Regions from separate parts of the Homo sapiens genome. Here region 2 is linked to region 1. Evidence: chromatin loops called from intact Hi-C (ENCODE). Cell type or tissue: ascending aorta. All regions are shown on one strand. Links, peaks and the distances in the headings refer to the core of each region. The heading gives the core; the rest is flanking DNA. Region 1 overlaps CHSY3 (chondroitin sulfate synthase 3). Region 2 overlaps CHSY3 (chondroitin sulfate synthase 3).

The links. Peaks named below come from ENCODE experiments on the same cell type or tissue, not always from the same donor. Only the 100,000 strongest peaks of a DNase experiment are listed, where the experiment ranks them.
Region 2: it touches region 1 in a loop (2.7-fold over the local background); 2 of 110 quality-filtered maps call a loop at or near these places.

Annotation. Positions count from the first base shown.
Region 1 is chr5:130,050,723-130,059,073 of GRCh38, forward strand. The region is part of intron 2 of CHSY3 (chondroitin sulfate synthase 3); the gene reads left to right. Among named protein-coding and RNA genes, the nearest start is that of CHSY3-AS1, 150 kb to the left of the region's middle. In ascending aorta, for the core only: no CTCF peak of the experiment used is centred there; a DNase peak (open chromatin) is centred at 5,059; H3K27ac peaks cover 3,786 bases.
Region 2 is chr5:129,959,948-129,968,298 of GRCh38, forward strand. The region is part of intron 2 of CHSY3 (chondroitin sulfate synthase 3); the gene reads left to right. Among named protein-coding and RNA genes, the nearest start is that of CHSY3-AS1, 58 kb to the left of the region's middle. In ascending aorta, for the core only: no CTCF peak of the experiment used is centred there; a DNase peak (open chromatin) is centred at 3,614; H3K27ac peaks cover 4,232 bases.

The DNA.
Region 1 (8,351 bases), core at 185-8,184:
AGGCCTATGTAAATGTACTCATCTTCAATATGGGTACTCATCTACGCATACATATGAGTCAGCTAGACTCAGCAAGGTTTGAGGAAAACCAGCCAGCAGAATTGTTACCACATTCAGCTACACATGAAACACGTTTATTTGTCTTTTTCACTATGGCATTGTTGCTATTAGCCATCAGTAAGTTAATGATTGTGTTAATTGTTATATACCCACCTTTGGGCTGTTAATGCAGCTATTACAAAAAATATGGTATATTTAAATGTACTATCATAAAAATATAAAATATATTCTTAAATGGAAAAAAGTTAAAAGCTATAAAGTATTATTTGATTTTTGTTAACAAAAGAAAAACATGTTTATAATTGCAAGTAAATCTTTAGTAAGACATAGGAACAATGTATACCAAACTCTTAACAATGGTCACCTCTGTGGAAGGGAGTGGATGGAGATGAGGATGTGGTGGAGGTGGGCGTGCATGGAGGGAAACGTCATATTATGTTGTGTGCAATTCTATATTGCTTGGATTTGTTTTTAGGGTAAAAATATATTCATTTGTTGCTTCTGTAAGTAAAATATAAAGAATATAATTGAAAATCACTATAGAACTTTTTTTTAAAGGAGCTAAAGTTCTTTAAAGACTGCCTATCTGTCTACCAGATCCACTAAATTTTGATTCTTTCTAGGCTCTTACTTTCTTAACCAAAGAAAAACATGTTTTTTAGACACAGTGGGCCTGCAGTGCTCACAATGTAATCAAGTTATTACACGCTAGGGAAGAAAACTCATACCACATGGTATATATGTAATAGAACCCCAAAGAATGACCTAGAAAATGATCATAGGATGTCATTAATACCTGGGGGATGGGACAGGGACATTTCCTGTGAGGAGGACAAGCTTCATTACTAGAGTGATAAGCCAGAATCAGACATTTGAGGAAAGGAAAAAAACTTATGGGAAAAAGATAGAGATAACATTTAAGGTGTATTCAGGGGACAGAGACCCGGGCAGATGAAATGCAAAACAAGTGAAACATTCTGGGAAAGATAAGGGGAGAAAAGCAAATTGTGGAAATTGTGAATGGACTTGTAAACCAGACGTTAGAATTTGAGTTGCCAGAGAAGGTGACAGGCATTTAAATTAGATGCAGTACATTGAGATGACAGAAAAATATTCAGTAGTAGAATTGGGAATGACAACTGTGTGCATTAAAATTCTTAAAAAAAAAAAAAAGAAACTCACCTCGAAAACAAAACTGGAATGTACTAAAATGATTAGGGTACAGCAAACCAAGAACTAAACTTTGCCCCTCTCTTGTTTCTCTGGGTGTATCTGCATCATTCTTTTCTTTCTCTCTGCAGATGAGCTTTCATGAACTCTCAGTCCACACTGCCATAGATGGTCATTCCCACAGCTCCTGCTCTGCATGGTGTAGCCCCATAGACAGAGGTACTGGACTCCCTGTCACCTAATCTCTCTCAGGGGGAGAGAGAAATCTAATTAGCCAATCTGGGCTCAAGAACCCATCCAATAATCTATAGTGAGGAGTAGTGAGCAGTTCATGGTGCAGTCATAACTCCTGGGAGTTCCCCCCACAGTGGGGGTGTGGTTCCCAGAGCAAGTGAGGGGAAGACTTGTGATCAGGTACCTTCTCTCTCTATTAACTATGTAACTATTAGCTACATAATTGCCATTGGGAAGATTTTACTTTTGGTATTATTATCCATAAAGATATTGATAAATATTTTGTGACAAAGCATTGGCCCCATGGCACTGCTCATGCCAGTTTACCATCAATAACAATTTTTTTTTATTTTGTGAACTTAAAATATTTATGAATGTCTTATTTTATGAACTGCTGTGAGAGAAAATAAGGGGGAATTTTATTCAAAGGGAAAACAGAGACATCTGTCTAATCAAGAAGTGCTGAAACCAAACTTGGGAAATATACTTTTTTTTCTATTCTGGTAAGGGAGCCTATGTCTTTTATCCAAGGCTTTTCACATCTTAATACCATTTAAATATTATAATCAGATAATATCCACAGGCGTTAATTTATCCTTTCTGCCTCTATTTTACAAATGAAAAGCTGAAGCATTTAAATTTTCTCAATGCTACATAAGACAGAAAAATGGACTCAGTAACTTTAAGTACTGGAATATGCTCCAGTACTAAAACAGGAATGCCCAGAAGAGACAGGAAGCTATAAACCATGTTAAGTAAACAATACAAAAACTTAATAATTATGAAATACAGCAAACAAGGAGTGAATTGGATAACAAGCCCATGATGAACTGTTGAGTCAGTTGTATAATTACAGATATTATAAGTTCAGAGGAAGGCAGTATCCTAAAGATTAGACATGGCTCAATAATTTATGTATTCCCAAATAGGAACACTTCTAAATTGAATAATTAAAGAAGAGTTTGTTTTAACAGGAGAAATAGCTGGTCTGTATAGAGTTAGTCTCCTGAAGGAGAAAAGAATCACATGATAGCTAAGTAAAACAAAAACTAGGATGTAATAGATTTTAAGTAACAAACAGAAAATATAGACAATGAGGGCAGAGTCAAAGTTAGGACCAAAATGAGTTTACTTTTAGTTAAAAGTAATAAGGAAGCAAGAACTATAATCAAGCAAAAGCTATATAGGGTGAAATGTAAGAATTAGTGAATTGGAGGTGGGAAGCCCAGGTAGGCAGATCTGTAGAAGGAATCTATAGAGTAGAAATGCATCCGTTAGTAATGATGGTCATTCCTCATGTTTCTGATTCTCAAATGCATACATACTCTCTCAGTTCCAGAACTATCCTTCAGTTCCTAATTGGGAGGCCAAGCTTATGATGTGTCTTGATTGCAGACTTGTATGTGATACCCTTATCTTTATTACGTCACATGTGTCTTACAGTGGCTCCAGTGCTGGCCTTAGTGAGTCTCTATTCTTTATAGCAGGGGAAGATAAAGTAGAACCATAGAACAAATATGGCCAGAAAAGGGAAGAGTTAAAGAAAGCATTGCATTAGGAGCCTGAGTGATTGGGAAAATATCAACATTAATGATAGAAATCATGAAAATAAAAGGGTATGTTTAGATGAGCTCACTTTTAGGTGTATTTTTCGTTATCTTAATTTTGAGGTGCTCAAAAATGAAATATAAATGCCTCATAAATCTGGAAAATTCATCATGAGATATCAAGATATGTTTATTTTACTCATTTTCCCAGCATTCATTAGAACTTCTAAATCCAAGAGCCTAAAACTTTCCTCAGTTTTAAGACATTTTGTTCCATGCTTGCTTTACATGTCCTTATGCTTTATTTTCTTATTCTTGGTTTCTGGAAAGCCTGTCGTCAAATATTGGAATCAGTCCTTCATATCCTTTGGCTTTACTTTCACGCTTTGTATCTCTTGGTATTTTTAATAGCTTCTGGGAGAATTCTGGCTCATTCTTCTAATTTGTTCTTTCGCTGTGCCCATTCTCTTATTCAGCTCATCTATTGAGATTTAAATGTCAGTGATCATTTTTGTCATTTTTCTGAAAATTAGTTGATTTTTATTATGGATATAGCCTCCTATTTCCCTGATGATATTAATCATACTTAATCTAAATTTTTGAGAAATTTCTTCTAACCTTGTTTTCAAATATATTAATATTTATTAGCTGCTTTTCATGGCATTGGCTTTCCTTAAATGTCTATATGCTCATCTTTAGAATCAGGATTCCTTGTTAGCTCAAGAAAAAGTCTAGTGAAGTAGTTAAGAAGATAAGGCCCAGAGCCCCATGGCCTCTGATGAAATTCCTGCACTACCATGTGCTGGCCCTGTGATATTAATATTCCCTAAGTTACCCTGTGACTAATGTGACTTCTCATTTCTGTGCCTCAGTTTCCTCACATATATAAACTCTTACTTCACAGGGTTTCATGGGAATTAAATTATTAACACATGCAGTGCTTTTGGAAGGAAACCTACCACTTAATGGATATTAGTTATTAATGTTATGAGAATAATGAAGTGTTTTAGTATTAATAAATACTAGCTTTTAATATTATATGACTACTGAAACATTTTATTGCATTCAGACTCCACTAGTTATGTGAGTGGTTAGGCTGTGTTGCTGAGCAGAGTTGGAGTGTACTAGTAGTTTGTCCTCTAGGTATGGAGGCTTTCTGATCCTACCTAATGTAGTCAGCCACCTGGGGAATTTACTACTCCAGCAGGGCTAGGTGGGGTCTGAGGATGGTGGTGGAAAATCATATCTCCTTCTCACTCCCTGGTCCAAGTGTATGTATGGAGGTGGAGGACTCCCTGGCTACTCCAATCTTGTATCACTACTCTTCACCCTGTGGGGAGTGTGTCTGGCTGTGGGTCTCTGTCTTCTGATACGTATAGGGATTTTTGATAGGAAAATGAAGTGCAGCATGTACTCTGATCCCCATCTTGAGGCAATTCTGAGTGTTTGTTTTGAATGTGACTTGCCTGATGTGATTCAACAAACAATTCTGTGTTTTTGACATGCCCTCCTTTCTGCCAATTATGTCTTAGAATTTGCCCCTTGTAAAAAAAAAAAAAAAAGTCGTTTTGAACTATGGATATGGAGGTCTACAAAAGTGTTATAAAGATAGCTTTTGTTTTTATTTCATAGTTTATGATACGTGGCTACAATAAGTAAATACATCCATTAATAACTAGTGTATAGATTTTTCCTGGTTTTCATTAATAAGTAGATTGTGAAACAAGAGTTGGAAACAAGTGGAAAATATTTTAAGTTCTTGGCTTTTTTGTACTGATGATATGTTAGAAGAGACATGGGAGTTTCTTCAGCTATTAGTTGAGCTGTCTTAATTAGTTTCATGGAATCAAATCATTTCATGATGGCTTTGAGGACATAAAATAAGATGACACATACACCCTAGTAGTATATATATGTCCTCTATACATCCCAAAGATTATTTTGAACAGGAGAACAACAGCAGCAGCAGCTGCTGCTGCTGCTGCTACCACTGCCACCGGAAGCACTGTGGTGGGAAGGGACTCAGTTTTCCAGGCGAAATGCCATTGAGTCCCGGACATTTTAACAAGATGATGTATTCAGTGTCTGAGCTCATGCAGGGCAGTGGCAGTGGCACCTTCATCCCTCTCCCTGCAGAATTGTCATTGTGGCTACTGGTCACCAATACCAAGGGACAACGTATGATAAAAAATGATGCTGGTAGAAAGATTTGGAGGGGGATAAGAATTGATGTTGATTCTCTTTCCCTTTTGATCACATAAGTATTAATGTTGCCTGAATCTGATGCATATTAAGATTCTCCTTTGTGGAAGAGGTAAATGCCTATAATGCTGTATCTAAGAATTGAAGCCAGTGTGACATGCCTTGAAAACCTCAAACTGTACTTTCTTTCCTATGTGCATCCTAACTTCTCCAGGTTGGATGCAGTTCATTGACCCAGAAGGTATCTGATGGCATGGAGTTGACATTTAAACAAACTTTCTGACTCAGGTGGTTCAAGAAAAAAGTTTTGGTTCATCAGAAAGAGAAGTTTGTTAAAAAAAAAAAAACTGGGCAGTTAATCTGACAGCTTCGTGTTCACTTTGATTTAAAATTTGCTTCTCTGTTGTTAAAATGTTAACATTCCATTTATTGTGGTTCCCATCTTTAGAATTTTTCTTTCTCTTTTGCTTAAAGAGCTTTGATAGAATTGCATTAGAATACTGTGGGCTGTTAAATATAGTCGTGATTTGTAAGAAAAGGAATTTCAAAATGAATCAAAGATGAATCTTCACTGATCTTAGAAAAGCAAAGGATACATGGAAGCTTGACTTTTCAGAATTGATCTTTTTGTTTTACAGCTTGTTTTCATTTCAATAAAAAAGACACTACTAAGTCTGCAAATACCTATCACAAAATCTTAAAGTAAATGTCATTTTTATTTATAGCATGCAGTGCACAGAGTAGTGTAGCTTAGTGATTTAGATCATGGATAAAATCCTGACTCAGTCCTTACTAGCTATGTGGTCTTGGGCAGGATTCTTAACTGTATTGGGACTCAATGTCCTCATATATAAAGTAGGAATAATAAGAGTATCTGTTTGATGGGGTTGTTAAGAGGACCATGTGAGTCAATACTCAGAAAGCACAAAGACTATATGCTACCTGGAAACAATATGTATATGTTTATTTTTAGCATTTCTTTCTTTTTTTTTTTTTTTTTTTTTTTTTGACAGAGTCTGGCTTTGTCACCCAGGCTGGAGTGCAGTGGCGTGATCTCGGCTCACTGCAAGCTCCTCCTCCCGGGTTCACGCCATTCTGCTGCCTCAGCCTCCTGAGTAGCTGGGACTACAGGCGCCCACCACCACTCCCAGCTAATTTTTTTGTATTTTTAGTAGAGAAGGGGTTTCACCATGTTAGCCAGGATGGTCTCGATCTCCTGACCTTGTGATCCACCCACCTCAGCCTCCCAAAGTGCTGGGATTACAGGCGTGAGCCACCGCACCCAGCCATATTTTTAGCATTTCTTTTTTTAAAAAACCACCTGAAATTATGGGGAAGCTTAAGTTATTGGACTATATAAAGTGAAATTGTTTCTGAAGCTGTTTGTAAACATATTTTGTGATTCTGACATCATGTGTAGTAAATTACTAAGAAAAAACTTCCCTAGTTATAATTAAGAACAATAATCATTCTCACTCTTATCACTGTTTTCTGAAACTAAAATATATTTCTTTCCTTTGTATAGCTCAGTATAAAAACTACAGAAAACTTAATGTGATGCTTTTAGAAGGAAAATCTTATCAATGATCCCATAATACTAATATTTGTCATTAATAACCTAGCACAGTTTATCTTACTGTTTGTAGCATTTTTATTCATTTTCAGAGCTGGTAGCAAAAATCACATTAAATTATATTGTTGGATGACAGTGCCTATTAATGTAAGTATAAAAGGACTAATGATGGACTCATCTATAATTTTTGGCTTGCTTTCTCCATACCTTCTCCAGTAGTAACTCTGTTGATGAAAACATTCGTACCAAGATGTTTACCCAATTTGTGAAATTCAATATGTGCCAAACTTAATTTTTCATCATTCATGCTCAGTTCTCAGACCTTTATCTGTTTCTCCCACCTCCTTTCAACCTTTCCCTTATACTGCCTATGTCAACACATACATGCACACAGAGAGAGAGAGAGAGAGAGAGAGACAGAGAGATACAGAGCACCTCTGTTCAACTTTCTTCTCAGATGTATCTTTGTTTCCTATTTCCCCAATCTCAAATATTTAGTTATATTTGAGTCATCATTTCTCTTTTTTTAAAAATTCAGAACACAGTGAAATTGTAATGAATCTTCCTTTAAAATCACTCTTCTTTCCTACCACTGCTGTCATGACTCTAGAGATAGCCTTCAGTGTCTGATTTTCTTCTTTCTGTATTGTCACTATACTTAACAACAATCTGTATTTGTTGGTCATATTGATTTTTATTATCAAATCTAGGTGCAAGGTACTCGTTGCTTTTGAAATGCTTCATTGACAAATTATCCTTTAAGTATGGGTAGGTGAAAAATGGACAAGGAAAGATGATATCATACAATATCATAAAATAATATAATAGAGAATAAATGGCCAGGCGTGGTGGCTCACACCTGTAATCCCAGCACTTTGGGAGGCTGAGGCAGGTGGATCACCTGAGGTCAGGGGTTCGAGACCAGCCTGGCTAACATGGTAAAACCCCATCTCTACTAAAAATACAGAATTAGTTGGGTGTGGTGGCATGTGCCTGTAATCCCAGCTACTTGGGGGGCTGAAGCAGGGGAATCACTTGAACCCTGAGGTGGAAGTTGCAGTGTGCCAAGATTGCACCATTGTACTCCAGCCTGGACTAAAAGAGTGAAACTTCGTCTCAAAAAGAAAAAAGAGGAAATATTTAGATTGATTGGTTAAAAGTATAAGGAACATATTAATTTTCTATTTTCAGCTATCAGTTTTCTGTGGCTGTCATATTACCACAAACTGGGTGCCTTAAAACAGCAGAAATATGTTCTCTTATTCTTCTGGAGGCCAGACGTCTGAAAGCAAGGTGTCAGCAGGGCTGTACTACCTCTGTGGCTCCAGGGGAGAATTCATTCTTTGCGTTTTCATCATTCTGGCTGTTGCCAGATTCCTTGACTTGTGTCCACCTCCCTTTGCTTTATCTTCAAGTGGCCTTCTTCTCTGTGTGTTTTTTATGAGACACTTGTCTTTGAATTTAGGGACTATGAAGGTTGATTTTTTGTATGGGTCAACTTGTCTATGGTGTTCAGTTGTTGGGTCAGACACTTGTCTAGATGTGTTTTGTGAAGGTACCTTAAA
Region 2 (8,351 bases), core at 331-8,330, 91 kb before region 1:
TGATACTGAATATATTTTCAGACAAACCTTAGAAAATTCCTAACCCAAAGGACTCTGAATGGACTAAGTTAGTTTTATGACAAGAGATGATGATTTAATGAAGTTAGAAGGCTTTTCTGGGACCCCACCAGTAGAATTTTCCCTCCCTTAAGAAAGCTTCTTTCCATTCCCGGCACACTTAGCACATCTTCCTATCATGGTCCTGATGCTCTTTGTGGGCTTTACAGGATTCTTTCTCTCCCTGTTTGACGTTGTCCACAGAAGGGCTGGTAGAGTTTGGCATGAAGCAGACATTCACTTAATGTGGTTGAATGAATAAAGATTGAGCTTATAAAGTTTGGAAGATCTTTGAAGGTTTTTGGCCAAAAATGACATGGTGAATACAATGTCTCCAAAATATTTATTTCCTGATACTCTTTAAAATGGTCATTGAGGTTGGGATTTTGTCACTGGGTATACTTTTTAATAAATAACTTCAAGGATTAATGTGTTTTCTTGTGAAATGACTTGGGAAATTTAAATTTTTATCATTTAAAAAAGACAACTGTAGTATGATGAGCCAGTCATCATGCTACATTTTGGTCATTTTACTTAAATACGTGAGAAAACGGAAATTACAAAAAAGATTATTAAACTCCAACTTTGATTTTAATTAGATTTATTTGTTTTAAAGTTTTAAGACTCTCAATGTAATAATCTCTGATAATTTGGTAAATATGAAGCTTTGTATCAACATCTTTTTAGGAAATCATTTGTTTTATGTATGAAATATTTTTTAAAAAAATAATGCATGCCATTGTTTAAAAAGTAAACTAGTTTTTATTTTTCCTGCAAAATTAACAGATTTTTGTGAAACATTTTATATGTACCCTACTCCAAATAATAACATAAATAAGAAAGGGCATTATAAAAGACTGCCCTTGTAATTATTTTACTTTGTGCCTAGTGTTCGTAGTTATCAAATTATAATTTATTTTCCAAGTTACTCTGAAAGCCGTGTCCACCAGTGGATATGATCAAACCAGTAGACAATTTCCGCAGTATGTTCTGAGTTGAAATTCTTCCCAGAGTGACTTGAATTGGAATGTTTGGTTGATTGCGGCAAGTCTGACTTGCTTTTCACCATAAATGGTACAGACATGAGTTTTCAGAAAACGGGCAATGGAAATTACAGCTAATGCATGGAACACACCAAAAGGGGTAATTGCTTCCTTCCTTCCCTCTTTAAATTCAGTATTTCTGACATTGCTAACGTTGCTCAAAATGCTTACTTTTCTAATTGCAACATATAAAGTCAGTAAAAGCAGGGAAGGTATGTAACAGTGATGAAAAGGGTTTGAATTGAGACAGAATAAAATGTGTGTTCATATTGGCCTATTATTTCTTAAAATAGTTTTATGTGAAATAGCAATATACAGAGAATTATTCCTTGAATTGTGTGAACTTTTCAAATTGAACTCTCATTTGAGAAAAATAGTTTAGACCACTTACTGCCCCCTTTTAAGAAATGATAATCAGTGATGATCATCCATTTCTTTTTATATCTGAGCATACTGTACACAGTATGCACTTAGCCCTAGAAGTTTTTCTCTGATACCCAAAAGTTCTAAACTGCTCCAGGCTTTCCACACCTTTTGTTTCTGATTTTAAACACTACCTCAGATAACCCCTTCTCTGATCACACATTTTTTTTTCTTTGAGCATAATTATTCAACGATTCCCTCCTTTTCTCTCCATTAGCCTCTTTCTTCCTTTCTGATCCAGGATGGTCCACAATTTGAGTAACCTTTAAGCATTAATTTGTTTATGAAATTACAACCTGACATAAACTTGTGCAACAGCTGTACTTTTTTCCCTCTAGTCAATAAACTTTTTTAAAAAAACTTTCAATAACTATTTCAGATCTTCTCTATTCTCATGCTTTTTATTACTCACCTCATTTTCTACAGGTGACTCTACTCCTTCCATCCAGAAGAAAATAAAAGTCATTTGGGAACTCTCATATTCTCTCAGCCCAAACCAGGAAACTATCCATACCTGCAGCCAATCTTTCAACTTTGTCCCTAAGTTACATACATAACAGGGGTCCTACTCATCTCATACCAATCCCTGCTTCTGGGTTTTGTTTCCTGTATCCCCAACCCTCTCAGAAAATTTTCATTATGAATTATTTTCTCCTCTCTTCGGTACCAACTATTGCATCTCAAAAGAATCATTCCAATCAAGACTCAGACTCAACACTACTATGGCTGAACGCATAACCTTCAGCATCAAGCCTTGCCTTTTCTTCTCTAATCTCAGCAAATGGTACCACCACCAAGCCAATTGAACAGAAACCTAAGTCATTCATGAGATCTCCTCCTCTCTCCCTGAATTCAATCTGTCCCCAAGTCTTGTTGCTATTGCCTCCTAAATATCTCCTTTAAATCCACTTGTTTTCCTCTCTCCTCTTAACACCCTCATCTAGGCTGGCATCATCTGTTTCCAGAGACACTGCACAAACTTCCTAATGCATCAAGATTGTTCTCTGATTTGCAGCTGTATTTATCTTTTCTGATTGTAAATATGACCTGTCACTGCCCTGCTTAAAACTATTTAGTTGTTTCCCATAAAACACAATATAAAGACCACACTCCTTTCTGTAGCCCATGAGATCCTGCATGGTCTGACACCTGTGTGCTTTTGCAGCTCTGTCTCATGCTCTCTGCTCTCTGCTCTCCAACCACCACAGCCTTCTCTAGTCAAGCAAAGAAATCCTGCTTCCTCCTCTTTGATGGTGACATCAAGTCTCTGGACTCTGGCTTTTTTTGTACATATTAACTTGATGGCTGAATTCCGGCTTCAAGGATTGCATTCAAATGATAACTCCAGCAGAAAGAGCAGAATTATCATCCAGAAGAGCCAGTTGACTCTATGAGAGGTTAGAACACATGGGTTGTGATGTAGGCTGCACCTAACTTTGGTATTGATAGCCCATTCTGGAACAGCCAACTTGGGGGTCTTTGCGGGTTATGTTTTATATTCTGCTCCTGGTGTTCTAGTAACTTCAGGGTGGTTGCTGGGAGCCTCAAAGGTAGATGCCAGGGTTTCAGCTCCAGTGGTAAAGCCGGAATAATGAGAATTGACTATAACTTGTAATCGGTCTAGCAAAACTATGGTGGAATGGGGAGAGAGGGCCTCTATACTGAGCCTAGATCTAGAATGCTATTGATTATTGAAGAGAGATGTGTACACTGTTTTATTTCCCAGGCTTGGAAAGTGGATAATAGCTATTACAGATATGTTACATCTCTATAGTCTTTTGATGTTTAGGAAACTATTTTCATCTACTACCTTGGTTGATAGCTTACTTGATTGTTAGGGTAGGCATGAGAAACATTTTTCAATTTCTTTTTGTATAAATGAAAAAGCTAAGAGAAGGGTTATGACTTGCCCACGACACTTGAGTGTCAGAGTCCAGCATGAGCAGCTCCTTGTTCTGATTTCTGTGCTTCCCCTCATGGGACTGGTATAACATTTAACACTATTCTGGTCACGGTGTGTACTATTAACATATGAGTGAAGTGTGATGCAGTGGGAAAATGACTAGCAGATGACACTATGGAGTCAGTTTTCAGCTGCTTTTCACAGTGCAGCCCTCTATTCAGCAGTTAAATCGACCTATTTTTAGTTGTGTTTGGGACAAAGCCCAGAGCTGCACTTTACAGAGTCTACAACCTCCTGTTGGGTGTTATTGCCCTTAGTCATCATTTGAATGTTTCTTATGTCATCTGACTCAGAAAGTCCACATTTTCATTTTCTTCCACAGAATTGGTTTGGCTAATCTTGGGTCCTATATAATGTCAGTTTTTTTTTTCCTTTAAGAGTTTGAAAAAACCCCAGGGATGTGTGTGGGCATGTGTGTGCATATATGTATCTGTGTATATATGTGTATGTGTATATGTGTAGGTGTGTACATGTATCTATATGTATGTATATCTGTATGTGTGTGCACATGTCCTGTAATTCACTTGGGATAATAAATTTCTGAATCATGGTAGTGCTCACTTTCTCCATCCTCACTGTTTAGGATGGTATATTGCCAGTCAGAAACAGATACAGTGGGCAACCTTTCCCTCAAGCCCATCTGATGGGCATCAAGGAAGTCTGTGCTGGATGAGAGTGGAATAATGGTTTGCCTCCTTACTCTAGGGCCAGGATTTTATGTGGCTGGAAGTTGTTTTTAGAGAAGAAACTCTGATGTACTTTCTGGCTGTGTGATCCTAGACTAACTGACTGAAGGTCTGATTTGACCCTGAATACCCAAGGATACACCTGCTCTTATATACAAATATGTGAGGAAGAGAAGGTGTATCCTTGGGTAAGGTGGAATTCCCACTCCTACTGCCCTAGCATCTTCTGTTTCATCAGTTGGGCTCTACCTAGCTTGGGAGGGAGAGGATAGGAGAAGATGAAGAGAAGAGGGTAATTATAAATACCCTCCAGTAAAGAGAAGAAGGTAATTATAATTTTTCCCGAAGCTAGGGGCTAACACAGCCCAAGTGTGCATTCAGATATAGGACTCCAGTAGCTCTCAATCCATCCCTGTCAATGTTATGTGCCTCTCTTCTATTTGGGATTCCCAGCTGGAAAACAATGCGCAGTCCTATCTCGTCTTATTTTAACAGCCACTCTTTAACAGTCTGGGATTGAATTATTCAGGGCAATTTTCCCCCTGTGTATATAGCAAATAGTATGTAGAGAATCTTAATCACTTTAGAAATAATCTTAATTACTGTCATAAGACTGGTTATTAGTAATTCTGGTGTGTTTAAAATTCAAATTAGTATAAAGAGTTTTTATTCCTCACTGTACAAACTCTGGAGCAATGAAGCTGCTCACAGTGTAAATCTTCTCTTTTCCCCCACTTTTAGAGCTATGACTGAAAACACAAAAGGTTCTTGATTTTTTCATTCCCCATCTGTTTTCTGTCATTCAAATACCAGTACATTATTTGAAATATAGTTAGTCTGCAGCCACAGTACATAGGTTGAATCATGTGTAACTTTTCATGTTGACCAATTTAAACTTTACTTTTAATTGAAAAACATTTTCAAGTGCCTCATGACATCAGTTGGAATTTTCTTGGTTTGTGTGTCAGTGAGGATTTGGATTCACGAGTTTTCCTTCCAGGGGGAAGAGGCAAAGAGGTTAGATGGTGTGGGTGCACGTTATTTTGTGGAAAGAGCTCTGAAATGGGTGGTAGAAATCTGGTTTTCAGGTCAACTTCTGGGAAACACTGCCATTTGACATTGGGGAAGTGATGTTACCTCTTTAGAACTGAGATTTGTCATCTGGAAAATTGGCAGAAGTTGCCTAGATATATTCTACCTTACCAGCTTTGAAATCTGTGACACCATCACGTATTACTTTGATTTTATTGCAGAATTTCCAAATTACATTTCCGTATAATACAGTATGATGTGGAGCTGATCAAAAGTTTGCTTTAACTGTCAGTCCTGGTGGTTAAATAAATATTGTACATAGTTCACTTTGTGGACTCTTCAATTCTAGTTATCATATGCTATTTTGGTGCTGCAGTGCACCTTGAGGTTACTCCATTTAGATACACTGTTTAATCCAGTGCTTCTGTGAGTCATTAAAGAAAGGTTTTCATCGTACCTTTTGTTGAAACGAGATAATTGACAGGTTTCAGAAAGGAACCTGGAATCGTGGGGAGGTTACTAATTTCTAACATATAATTGATAAAGGGTAATTGTCTTTTCACATTTGTCAAACTTTTTTTCAGTAATTATTCTTTGCAGCAATAGGAAAGAAATTGTAGAGATGTCTCATTTAAGGTCACCAGAGATTTTATTTTATATTACAGAATACTGGTTGATCAGCTATTTGCCTGTTGATAAACTTGTTGGTATAAAAACATTTCAGTTAGTGAGATCAGAGCCTTAAATTCTTGTTTTAAAAGTTGTTACATGAGGAGTAGTTGACTAACTCGTCTCATACTCCACAGATTCTGGGTTCTGTCCATCAGACACATATTTTGGTGAGGGGAGCTCTGTACACACATGCAAAGATGTAAAGCTCCATCCTAACTTTTCTGACAACATGCTTTATTCCAGGTGATAGTCTGTATTTGTATTATAGGCTGTTAGAGAAAAAGCACCTTTAAAGTATTAGAAATACCAAATGATTTGAGAAGAACAGGTGTTGAAATGTCAAGGAATGTTTGTGTAGTGGAAGCAAAAGTGTGGAGTATTTTTCTTCTGTTTAATCTGTTGATCCAAATACATTCATCTTTGGCAACTATCCAGTGTCTTGTGCATAACAGGAACTCAGTAAGTGATTGGCAAGTGAAAATAAGGCCGCATTTTCAGTGCACAGCTCAGCAGGTAGGTAGTGCATTGTGTAAAATTTGCTGCACTGCACAAGTGTGAACCTGGGCTCTCTAACTACTTGCCAGATAACCGTTATCTCTCTGAGCATTTGAGCACTCATCTGAAAATGGGGGCAATGTAAGATCCATGTCATAAGGCTGTTATGAGCATTAAATTAGATAATATGATGTTAATAAAATGATAAAATTTTTAATGAAAAATAAGTAAATAACAAATACCTTTATTTGTGTCTCATAACATCTCGGAGGTATGAAAATTGAAAGATTCCCAAGACATACTCATCAAATCACAGTTTGGAGTTTATAGACCTCTACAAATTTGGCAGATATTCTTTACATGGAACTTTTGCAGCTCCATGAAAAGTTCTGCTTTTATCCAGTGTCTGCTCGAAGGAAAGACTCTCACCTACTGTTTGTGTATCAGTTTTCCTAAAGTGGGTTTAGTTCTTGCCTTGAAAAGGGAATGAAAAAAGTCACTAAGAAGTAACAATAAGAAGGGAACCAATGCCTGACTTTATTTTCTTTCTTGATGATCAAGTTGTCCCTCCTACAGTACAGATACTGTAAGTAACTTTATACTTAAGGTCAAAGTACTCCTTGTGTAGGGTCTCAACGTGTCTAGTGTTACCTGTGTCTAAAGCAATTTAAGAAGGCCATCATAAGTGATTTGACCATCTTCTATTTATATAACCAATTTAGAGTGGCAGAGTTGTAACAGAAAAAGATACTCAAAATCCAAAGCCCTTGTTTAACATCAGAATTCACTCCTTAACTGGCTTCAGTATCTTCATAAAATAAAAATCATGTACCTATCTCATAGACTCTGTAGTTTAATATGCCCATGCCACATTTATATAGGGTGAGAAAGACTTTGAAGCAGGGAAGATGGAATTAGTTAATGGAGAGCCTTTTTACATGTCTTAAGAGTCAACATTTGATACAAGAGGAATCAAGTCATGTAAATAAGGACTATTTTCAAATGATTATACTTGATGAAAAGTCTTATGTGGAATACCATTTTAGATATGTGTATATATATGCTTATCTTGTTTACTTTTAAATATCATTTTAAGAGAATTAAACACACTTATTTCTGTAAAATTGAAAAGTCATTTCTAACAGTTCCTTTTCCTGCTAAATATGGCATTTATTTAAAAGATCTAATATTTACCAGTCGCTGCTATTTGGTTCTCTGAAAACCCTCCTAATTATCTGTGAAAGCCAAATGTGATCTGAGCTTTCTTGGCAAAAGGATATTGACTTTCATTAAGACTGAATTGCAGTACAGACCTTTAAGCCTTTATCTGCATCTCATTAATTGGCATGTGATTTGGGAGAGTGGCTATTAATTATACAGAAGACGGTGAGTGAATAGAAAGGATCATTCAAAGGCAAACTATGCTTAAACCTGACCATGTCCACAGACAGTATATACTTCATCTGGCAGTCATTAATTTTCCTAAGTGTTTGAAATCAGCCATAGTAAGGGTTTTTAAATGGCACATCTAGAAATAACATTAATGTCTAGATTTTTACAATTTAATTTCCTGGAAAGTCATTTTTTTAAACTTGCATGAATTTTTGGTTGAAGTGGCAATAAGAGAGTATACATAATATGATAAGCTACAGATCCATTTTTAATAATAAAATCTCTCTTCCCCTGACAATAAACTATGGTAGTGTAGTCTTCAAAAAATCCACTAAGTTAAAATAAAGTTTTCAAGTTAAAATAAAGATACAAGAAGAGACAATCCTCATACCTATCTTTAAGATGTCAGCAAGTAGATTGTGCCTTGTTAAATATATACTGTTGGGGAATCTAAATTATTCTTTCAATTCCATTAGAGTGATATCTCATAATATACATCGATAAATCCACACATAAGAATAGACCAAAATGAACTTGCAATTAACTTTATGTGAATTCCCTGTTTTCCATTTTATCTGTGTAGCTAAC